Regions from separate parts of the Homo sapiens genome. Here region 2 is linked to region 1. Evidence: chromatin loops called from intact Hi-C (ENCODE). Cell type or tissue: B cell. All regions are shown on one strand. Links, peaks and the distances in the headings refer to the core of each region. The heading gives the core; the rest is flanking DNA. Region 1 overlaps CTDP1-DT (CTDP1 divergent transcript). Region 2 has its middle 100 kb from the start of LINC01896.

Region 1 (5,377 bases), core at 204-5,203:
CTTCTTTCTTGTTTGCTGTGAGTTTTTATCATGAAAGGTATTGGATTTTGTTAATGATTTTTTCATATCTATTGATGAACTGATTTGCAGATATTAAACCAATCTTGGATTTCTGGGATACACTTTAATTGATCCTGGTTTATAATCCATTTTATATGTGGTTGCATTTGGTCTGCTAATATTTTGTTAGGGGTTTTTGTATCTATGTTTGTGGAAGATATTGGTGTGAAGTTTTCTTGTAATGCTTAATCTGGCTTTGGTATCAGGGTGATCCTGGCCTCATAGAATGAATTGGGGAGTATTACTTACTCTTTGTTTTCCTGAAAAAGTTGTGTAGAATTGGTATTATTTTCTTCTTTAAATATTTGATAAAGTCGACCAATGAAGCCATTGGGGACAGGGCTTTTCTTTTGGGAAGATTTTTAAATGTCTTTACTTGTCGTAGGCCTATTAGGATTTTCCATTTCTTCTCAAGTCAGTTTTGGCCATTTGTGTCTTTCTAGGCATTTTTGCATTTCGTCTTTATTGGCATATGTTTGCTCATACCATTCCCTTAGCACGAGGTGGTGATGTTCCCTCTCATCACCGGCCTTACTAACTGTGCCTCCTCTCTCTTCGCGGTCAGCCTGTTTCCGGATCTCTCAACCACAGCGCTAGTAACATTTTGGGCTGAATAATCCTGTCTTTGAGGTCTCCACTGTGCACTGTAGACTGTGGCTGACATGCAGTTGGATTTTGCAGGTGAGATCTGTTTAGGGTCAACGGCTGTGTGAGGAAAGGAGAGGAATCAGGGCTGGGCGGAGGGAGATGCATATCGCAGCGTGGTCAAGCCAGCTGAGCCTCGGCCAGGCTCCAGAGTGAAGGCGGCCTTCAGAGAGTTCCCTGGCCGCTTCCCGGCCTTCCCCTCCCGCCTTGCTCATCCCTGGACGGGGCTCCCTACAGCAGAGCTCAGTTCCTCCTTCCTTGGGGCCTCAGACTCGACCCCCCTTCCTGCTGCTGGGCAGCAGAGGCTTCCTGGGGTGGCACTTCTGTGTTCACCCCATGAAGGCACTTTCTCTCTGAAGTTTACACACAAGGAAGACCCGTTTGAGGCCATGAAATGTGCACTGTGACAGTGACGAGCCTAGGGTCACACGGATTCATGGCTCCCGTGGAGCCACATTCCAGCATCTTTTGGGGGAGGACACTCCCTGCCGGGCAATGAGGAGCCAGTAGCAGGGTCTCCCCTCCCTGAAGACGGGCTGGACACAAATCACCTCATTTTCCACTCTGTCCACACCTGAGGCTGCATCTCAGCTGGAAAATTACACTGGAATTCTAAATAATAATCATTATTGTTTCTGGTTATTTTGAATCCACTGACAAAGACCTTTACAAAATAATTGCACCATTTGAGGTGCAGGGGAAGATTCTTGAGTTGGTGTGTGAGGAGAACATTAGGGAAATTCTGCAGTGGTGTTCTGTTTAGTAAGTATAATTGCAAGGAGTGTATCATGTTAAAACGCCTGACGTAGCGTCTTGTAATAACACATGGTTTCCGTCGAGAAGCAGATGGTTCTCGGCCTCCCCTTAGAATAAAACATCATCATTTCACCACACCCACAAGCTCCACTGCAGAGTGAGAGCAAAGCCGTATGCCGCACACTTCAGATCCGTGTAATTGCAGCCTGAGAACACTTTTTAGGGAGAAGTGCCTTTAAAAAGAAACAACTTATTAGAATATCAGATAAAAGGGTCCTGGAAGAATGGTATTCAGTAGTAACTATAGCTGTGGCTTACAGAAAAGCACAAATGAAACATTTCTATCTCGAAGACTTGTGGTCCCTGGATGTTTTAAACTTCATGTTTCTGGACAAAGTAAAAAAGACACACTCACTGTGCTTCAGATGCTTTCATTTCACCATAAGAAGACGTGAACAAGGTTTTTCTGCTCATATATTGAAACCTTTCACAAAAGTTCTCTTAAAAATGGAGATATAACTCGTACCATATAATTCATGCCTTTAAAATGCCCAATTCAGGGGTTTTTAGTATATTTACAAGGTTGTGCAGCCATTACCGCTATTCAGTTCCGGAGGGTTTTCATCACCAAAAGGAACCCGGGACCCTCAGGGTCAGGAACTTGCTTCCCAGTGTAATGGAAGCAGGCGGCCACTAGATGGAGACGTCTCTCCACCGCCTTGCAGGTGGGGCTCGCACCCCGGGGAGGTCAGAGGGAGGGACTCCGCGCAGGAGGCCGGCCTCAGCCCCGTGGCACCTGCAGGCCTCCGGACACCTGCCTCCGCCCCTCACTTCTCGCGAGACAGTTTCCCCAAATACCTTATGCCTAGTCCTGTCCGTGCAAGAGAGGCTCTTTAGGAAGAATGTGCACACACGTTCTTTATTTTACTAGTTATTTCTTACGTATTATTATACATTAATTCGAATGTGTTACAGAGAGTAATATAACAGGCACATTAGTCCATGATGTCACTCGTTTTACTTACAATGAGCCTAAGTGGAAAAGCAAAATTACATTTAAAATTAATTCGAGAAACATATTAAGTGACTGTCGGTTGAGGTGCAGACATGGCCAAGTCCTGTGGGGCACCCCAGCTTCTAGGCTCTGAAACAGCGCAGGAAGGATGCCTGTGGGAGGATGAAGTAAAAATCCCTTGACTTCCACGAGAATGGGACAGCCCCCTTCCAGGCGCAGATGTGTGCTCCACGTTGCCTGGGAATCGATGACTCTGTCTCACCTGCTCTCCCCTCCGGCCTCCAAGCAGGAGGCCCTTGATCCATTTGTGTGATCAGCCGCGGGGGACGAACTCCTCAGTCCTGGGGAGGTTCGTCCTCGGATAATGCAATCAGGAAGCTGGCTCTTTATGGAACTGGCCATCCCGGGCAGTGCTTGCAGTTATGGGGGCAAGAATACAGGCTGAGGGGCTGAGGGGGGTCTTTGGGCGGCACATGGCCATGGACGGGGCTTAGCTTACAATTTTGAAACCTGGAAATCAAGGTTTTGGAAACAAGCCTGATTGTAGGTTGAGTCACTCGGTGTTTTGGGGCCTCTGTCTGCTGGGGACGCACCAGCTGGGAGGGGAGGCAGCAAGTTCACCTGCTTCCTGTTCCCCCATGGGGCTTGGGTTCCTGTTCCCCCACGGGGAGCTTCTTGTTCTGCCACGGGGGCTTCCTGCTCCCCACGCTGCCCTGGCCTCCGCCTGTGCCTCTGTCAGCCAAAATCGCAGGCCTCAGAGGCTTCACATGCTCGGGGTAGGGTTTGACGTGGGCGGCAGTCCTGGGAAGTTAGAGGCCTCACCCCTATTTTCTAGATGAGAGAAGTGGCATTCAAAGCATTTAAGTAACTCTGGTTACTGGGGAGATGGTCTGTGAGCTTTGGTTCTTTAACTCCACACTTTCTTTTCATATATTCTACTTTCTCCGAATTATTTTCACCCCAGGAGAGTAAGGTACTTGCCTGTAGACTCACATGCTCTTGGCCACCTTCTAGCGCGGTAACTACCCACTTTGTCTTGGGGAGAGTGTGGAGTGAGGAAACCTGAGACAGCCCAGGATTTCTCCACCGCACACAGTGTTGCAATTTTTTGAGGGTGGGGGTGGAAATTCATGCACTAATTGCCTTTATGAGAACAAATGATGGCGTTGCGTAATGTTATTGTATAAAGGGAGTGTTATTTCCTATTATTAAGCATCTGCTTAAGATGCTTGGGGGAGAATATAAAAGTCATTTAAGAAATATTTGTTGAGGAAATAAATGAATAAATAAATTAGATAAGAATAGCACCTGGTCTCAAAGAATCATCAAGCTAATAAGATCTTCTATCGAGCTTATAAAAAACAAAGTTCTACCAAGAAGCTGGCAGGACTCTGTAGTCTTTCATGATTTCCAAATCGTGGAACCACCATCCACCTCTGCATTCCTGTTTGCAACTGAGGGTTCCACCAACCCCAGAGGGGAAGAAAAATCACAATACAACAATAAAAAAAACCCAATAAAATACCGTGTAAACAGTATTTACACCGCATTGCATAGTTCGAGGTATCCCAAGTCCTCTAGAGAGGATGCCCCATTCCAGGCGAGGCCCCGCCCCGTGGGTTCTGGCGTCGGGCGGGGGGGGGGGGTCTGGGGCGCCTCCCCTGGGGGTGTCACGAGGCCACCTGTGCGTCCACAGGGGCTTCTCGAGTTTGCCCCTCGCTGTCCCCACACCAGGGCAACATTGGGCCTTCAGACAGGTGTGTGCAAGATGAAAGATGAAATTCATTTTCCCATCTCCATAGCATCCGACAGACAATGCCGGCAAAACCCAGCCTGGTAAAGAGGGAGAGAAGGAACCAGGCTTTGGCAAGAGAGGCGCCGTGGTTTCCCCAGAGAACACAGTGGAAGACTTCCGAAGGGCCAGGTTCCTCCTCAGGGCGGAGGGGGCGGCGCTGACCGGGCTGAGACCGGGCTTGGAAGGAGCAGGTGGGGCTGGAGGCCCTGCAGGGTCTCGGCTGGGTCCGCAGTTTTAAATCAGAACGGGAGCTCCGGGCCTGTCATCGTCCTCATGGTAAGAGGCCTGGAACCCGAGGCCAGGAGGCTGGGAGGGAGCCTGGGGAGGCTAAAGTGAGCCCAGCCTGCCCGGGGTCTGCACTGGGGCCTCACTGCCCGGTCTCCTCTCCTCCTGACAATCAGGGGCGTTGATTAGCAGAAAACCCAGTTAGAGATGGTGCTGGTGGCAAATATGAAAAATGGCACAGTTGTCCGTCCCTTGATGTCCCTGGGGGACGCGTCCCAGAACCTCGAATATGGGACCAGTCCCCACACTCAGTCCCTGCAGCCAGGAGGACCTGCCATGTGCAAACTACTGGCTTAATAAATGTACCCATGTAGTTTAAACCTGCATTCCTCAAGGGTCCACTGTAATTACAGTTACCGCTCAACTAAACAAGTTAAAATTTTATGGACGTATGTAAAAAGTCGCTTAAAGAAAGATAAAATCATGTTAAAATACAGTGAAGGCTGAGCATAGGCCCAAAATAATTGAAATCAGGATATCGAAGAAGCACCTACACCCCCATGTTCACAGCAACTTTGTTCACAAAAGCCAAAAGGCACACACCACCTACGTGTCTATCCAGGGCGGAATGAACCCACACAACGTGATCCGTCCTACAGTGGAATATTCAGCTTTGGACAAGGAAGGAAAATCTGACTCAGGCTATACCATGGATGAATCTTGGGGACATCATGCCCAGTAAAGACAATCACGTGTGAGTCTCACTCACAGGAGGTCCCTGGAGTCCACAGGTCCATAGAGACAGAAAGCAGGTGGGGGTGCCGGGGGCCGGGGCAGGGGAGTGAGCATTTCACGGGGACAGAGCTTCAGGTTGGGAGGAT
Region 2 (5,377 bases), core at 197-5,196, 770 kb after region 1:
TCTGGCGGATATAATTAATGTTTGGGGCTTTTAATACAATTGTAATCTTTAAGGGATTCTGTGCATGTTGAACAGACACCATTGAAATAGCGTCTGTTAGAGAATCACAGGATATTATTCCTTCATTTAGAAGGGCGAGAGGTGCTAATCAAACCGGTTTACGTGAATGCATTTACTTTATCCACCAATTTATTTAGTGCCAATGGATCTCCAGAAGAAATCCATTCGCATGAATCCCTGATGATGGGCTCAGCCCGCTGAGCTGCAGAGAACACTTTGGCCACACATTTCTGAAATTTCCTTTGAAATCCGAAAGACATCATTTGCTTTAGAAATGCATTATTAATGTTCCAATTAATATAAAATTCTCTGCTGTGTTTTTGGTGCCTTGAATGAGAACCAAGAAACCTTACAAAATACAATGTGAATTGCAGTGAACAAACTTTAGAACATTTTCCACTCTAGAAATGCGAGCACCGTTTATGGTTTCCCAGGCTTTCCATCAGTGTTCCTCAGCGGGCTATGTTACTAAATGTAGTGTGTGTCTTCCGAATTTAAGCTGAATTCTAAACCAGATGCCCTTCATGACAATCTCTGCAATTCCTGCTGCAAACCACAGCCTTCCTCCTCGATCATCATAATTAGAAGCTGAGTTTAATGGAGCACTTTTAAAGATTGCTCATAATGATGCCAAATATTTGTACAATTCCATGAAATGTGCAAATTGCGTACTACTTAGCCTTAATAGGTGCAAAGTGAGTAACTTCCCGTGTACTGCCCGTGGTTGAGGATATGTGGTATCTGTGAAATGCAGAACTGAGCATTTCACTGCAGGTAACACAGCACATCTTCCCTTTTGCATTAATTAAGTAGGACATCCGAACAAAAGCAGGGCTTCCTTTGAAACTCCCTGAGAAAACCGGTCGTATGGACGCCCGTCTGTTTCCAAATGAATGCTCTGGGGGCCTTGGAATGTAGACAGCTTGTTGCAAAACCTTGCTTCATGTACTTTTCATTCATCTGTGATTTTTGAGGTTTCTTGCTTTATTTCCACCAACTGCATTTTCCTATCAGATTGTGATTGCAGCGAGTCTTCTCCAGTATAAACCACTGTAGCAAGTGGTATCTCTTAGCTGTACCTGCCATGGGAGAGGTGGGTGGAGTCGCTGTGGCCCGCTGTGAGGTCTGAGGAGCAGGCACGTCCCTGCTCGTGGGATCTGCCTGGGTCCCCGACCACCTTTCCTGCCCCGGCTCACTTAGGAAGTCTTATCCAATCTCAGGCCAATTTCAAAGGTCAGCCTCTTTGGAAACTTCCTGCTTTTCCCAACTCATTGGATGCGAATCATTGGCCTCTGAATTCCTGAAATATTTTTTTTTCTTCTTTTGTGGCTCTATCTTGCTTTGCTTCCCATATTTGTGTGGTATCTCGTCCCCCTGCCCCCACCCAACTGCCTTCCACCGAATTGAAAACTCTCTGAGGGTAGAGAACCCTAAGCTATTCATCTCTTGAAATATTTAGAGCATTGTGTAGAGTGTTCTTTAAAATTTGTTAAATTGAACCCAAAATATTACTTTATATCCTGCCATATTCTGGAAACAATTTCTTCAGATATTAATTTATGTTGAACTTACAGGCTTTTTAGAATTAAAAAAAAAAGCCTCCTGTTAAAATGTGTAAACTGCAAGGCAGCCCTCAAGTGCACTCAGCTCAGGGCAGGGAGCGAGAAGGACATGGTGTCCAGCAGATAGGGGGGCCTCTGGGAAGTGGACCCAGGACGGAGCGCAGGGAAGGAGGTGGCACTCCGAGAAGGGGCAGGAGGCTTAGAAACGGGTGCACACCCCAGTTGTCCTCACCAGGGCGCAGCAGCCCTGCCTGGACGCCATGCTTCACGTGAGTGGTTTTGTTTTGTAGAGGAGGTAACTCTTAGCTGCTCAAGGACCTGCCGAGGACGCACAGCTAACTCAGTGGAAGGGCTGAGAATGCAGGTTTTCTCACCATAACTTAGAATCCTTTCTTCCTCAAGCGAGCAGGGGGTCCTTGGTGGCTGTGGCCAGGCGCTAAACACAGGTAGGGCTGCCACAACTCTTGGTGGCTGTGGCTAGGCACTAAACACAGGTAGGGCCGCCACAACTCTTGGTGGCTGTGGCCAGGCGCTAAACACCGGTAGGGCCGCCACACCTTGGTGTTCTTCCTTGTGGTGTCTTTTGGAGCCTGGGGAACGGGATGGGCCAAGCCACAGCCACCCTGAGATTCTGCACTCCGGCCCAGCCACACGGATGCCAAACTTGGTCCAGACGCGCTCCAGGCGGGCAGCTGCCCCCGGGCTGCTTTGAACTTTACACATTCTTCACTGAGCATCCCATGAAGGGAGGTTGGACGCTGTCAGCGGACATGATGCCGTCACCACACAAAGCTCTAGTTTTGTCTTTTTTGGCTATTGCTTTCCCAAGCCTTATACAGGTTAAGATCTGAAAAAAAAAAAAAAAAAAAAAAAAAGCTTAAAAACCAAACCAAACCAAACCCCAAACTCCAAGGGCCTCAGTCTCCTTAACTTTGCTGCTCCAAGCACCGTCTGCCATCAGCACGCCCTCTGCTGGGAGGAGAGAGATTGTCCTTTCCTTCTATAGAGTGCTTCTGCCTGAGATTTGTTATAAAGGGATTTAACTGAGTTCCATGGAGCTGAATTGAAGTGTTTCTTTTGAGAAGCCCCACTGGTTTCTGCTGAGGCTGGGCATCCGGCTTTCTGTTAGGAGAGCGCTGATCTAGGGGTTATTTTTGGGCCAAATGCACTCTTCCTGTTTCACAATTGTTTGTTGAATGAATAAGAGTTGCACCATACTACCCGGTAACATAGTCCGGAATTCAGCATGATTTCTGCTGAGTTTTGTTCAGAGAAGGCCATGTGTTGAGCCCTCCCAAGACCCAGTAGGGGAGGCCGTGTTCTGAAGGTCCTTGTACCTGCAAGGTCACAGAGGCTCAGTGATGCCACCTCCCACACCTCCTGCAGCTGGAGAACTGCCGTGGTGTTGCAGTCAGGCTCTCCAGGTCTAGAATCAGCTGCCACACCACACAGTGCCCTGGGGATGCAGCTCCACAGGGCAGGGTTTCAACAAGCATGTCAGCTGCTGCCTGGCCTTGGGGGCCTGTGGAGCCGATTTGTCCCTTTCCACCCGTACTGGTGCAGAGTCAAGGTGGGCCCCAGCTCTCCTTCCTCCCCAACAGGCTCCACATCCCCACACTGCTGTCCTCACTCACCGAGGACCCTGTAGTCCCTTGCCAGCCTTGTCATTGCTTTATTCTTCCTCCACGGAAATGCCAGTCCGCGATTGTGAGACCTTCACTGTTTCTGGTCGCCATCTCATACCTGGCACACCGTCCACATCCACATCCAGCTAAGCACAGTGGTTGAGAATTAAGAATGTAGGTCTTGCACCCAAAACACTAGGACTGGTGGCTGGCACTGAAATTTCCAAGCAGTGCTACCTAGGGAAAGATTGTTAATCTTTCTGTTCTCAGTGTTTTCATAAGAAAAATTTCGTAAGATAGTGATCCCCGTCTCAGAGGGTTGTTGTGAGGATTAAGTGAGGTAATATGTGCAGAGCATTTGGTGAATGCTGTTACATAGCAGTCAGTACTTTTATTATTAACAATAAAATCATAAGAATTTTGTATTTATAACAAAAGTAATTCAAATCTTGAAATGAAATTAGGATGGCATATTTGTCTCCCTAGCACGTAGGCCTTCTGAAGGCATTGAAGGTCTGACTAGAAACACATACAGAATGTATATGAATCAGAATAATGCCTTCTTTAGGAAAGTCACTCCCAGAGCCTACTTGTTCATTTGGTCAAAAGAACCTGGTATTGCTTGAAAATACTGAACAGTTTGTGTTTGAGCCACCTCCATGGCCTGCAGCTCACCCTTCTGCATCTCGCTGATGGCCAAGACGTGTGAGCCTCTGCATGGAAGTGATTTAATGTGAGTGACTCAAGTTCTTTGGAATGGAGTATGATGAGTAGGGTAAGTATGTGAGCTGCATAACCAATTTGGTAAAAATATAAGTATAGTCATAAAATAAGGGACTTGGGTTTTCTAAACTGGTTTCCTAACTGACTCTGAAGACAATTACAAAAGGGGAACCCTAAAAATGCTTTGAGTGAGGCAAAACCAGGGGGAAAACCACGAGGCTGCCCACAGCAACCGCTTCAGCAGCCAGGGCTCATGGTGTCTGTTAATCAGAGTGCGTTTGTCTAAGCTTTGTTATTTCATGATCATTTCTTCTATGTTTATACAATATGGTAACTTTTGCAGACATGAAACATGTCCATGACCGTTTAGAAAACTGGCTTCTGTCTATTGATGTTCTAGTTCTTGACCTAATGTTTTCTTATTTGACTTTCTTATTTTATTTTTTAGAGACAGAGTCTGGCTCTGTTGCCCAGGCTGGAGTGCAGTGCTACATCATAGCTCGCTGCAGCCTCAAACTTGTGGGCTCAAGCCATCCTCCCACTTCAGCCCCACAAAGTGCTGGGATTACAGATGTAAGCCACCACTCCTGGCCTCTTAACTTTCATTATTAGGAGTGCTTAGTACATAAAAATGATGTTAATTTTTAGCTTAGGAAGGAAAATATGCACATAGAGGAAATTGGCCAGGAGTGGTGGTTCATGCTTGTAATCCCAGCAGTTTGGGGGGCTGAAGTGGGACGATCGCTTGAGGATGGGAGATCAAGACCAGCCTGGGCAACAACCCCAGCTCTACAAAACAAAAAAACAAACAAACAAGCCGGGCATGGTGGCATGTGCCTGTAGTCCCAGCTACTCAGGAGGTTGAGGCAAGAGGAGCCCTTGATCTCAGGAGTTCAAAGCTGCAGCCTGCAGTGAGCTATAATTGTGGTATTGCTCTCCAGCCTGGGTGACAGAGGGAGACTAAAAAAAAAAAAAAAAAAAAAAAAAAAGAAAGAAAGAAGTAAAATTTATCAGCCTGGGCAACATGGCAAAACCCCATCTCTACTAAAAATATACATGTATAAAAAAATTAGCCAGATGTGGTGGCATGTGTCTGCAGTCCTAGCTACTCAGAAGGCTGAGGTGGGAGGATCGATTGAGCCCAGGAGGTTGAGGCTGCAGTGAGCCCTGATTATACCACTGCACTCCAGCCTAGGCAACAGAGTGAGACCCTGTCTCAAAAATTAAAAAAAAAAAAAGAAAAAGAAAATTTATGATGTTGTTATGTCTAGACCTTCTTTTTATATGCCAAATGTCTGTAATGATGACGGTGACACTGTTTAGCTAAATGGTTTAGGTGAAAGAAGTACCACCATTTGGTCATGGAAGTAGATATCCTGGCAAATGTATTTGCCTGTTTATTATAAA

The links. Hi-C counts contacts between places; a loop is a spot of excess contacts. Peaks named below come from ENCODE experiments on the same cell type or tissue, not always from the same donor. Only the 100,000 strongest peaks of a DNase experiment are listed, where the experiment ranks them.
Region 2: a loop joins it to region 1, with 22 times the contacts of the local background. A loop is called at or near these places in 4 of 110 quality-filtered maps.

Annotation. Positions count from the first base shown.
Region 1 is chr18:79,641,041-79,646,417 of GRCh38, reverse strand. It overlaps CTDP1-DT (CTDP1 divergent transcript), which reads left to right. Exons shown (of 5, transcript NR_136643.1): 3 at 4,279-4,547; 4 at 5,119-5,250. Among named protein-coding and RNA genes, the nearest start is that of CTDP1-DT, 36 kb to the left of the region's middle. RefSeq lists an enhancer at 938-1,452. In B cell, for the core only: CTCF peaks have their summits at 1,962 and 2,163 (motif pointing right); DNase peaks (open chromatin) are centred at 2,217 and 3,157; H3K4me3 peaks cover 981 bases; H3K27ac peaks cover 997 bases.
Region 2 is chr18:78,872,907-78,878,283 of GRCh38, reverse strand. No RefSeq gene overlaps it. Among named protein-coding and RNA genes, the nearest start is that of LINC01896, 100 kb to the left of the region's middle. In B cell, for the core only: CTCF peaks have their summits at 2,363 and 2,587 (motif pointing left); no DNase peak of the experiment used is centred there.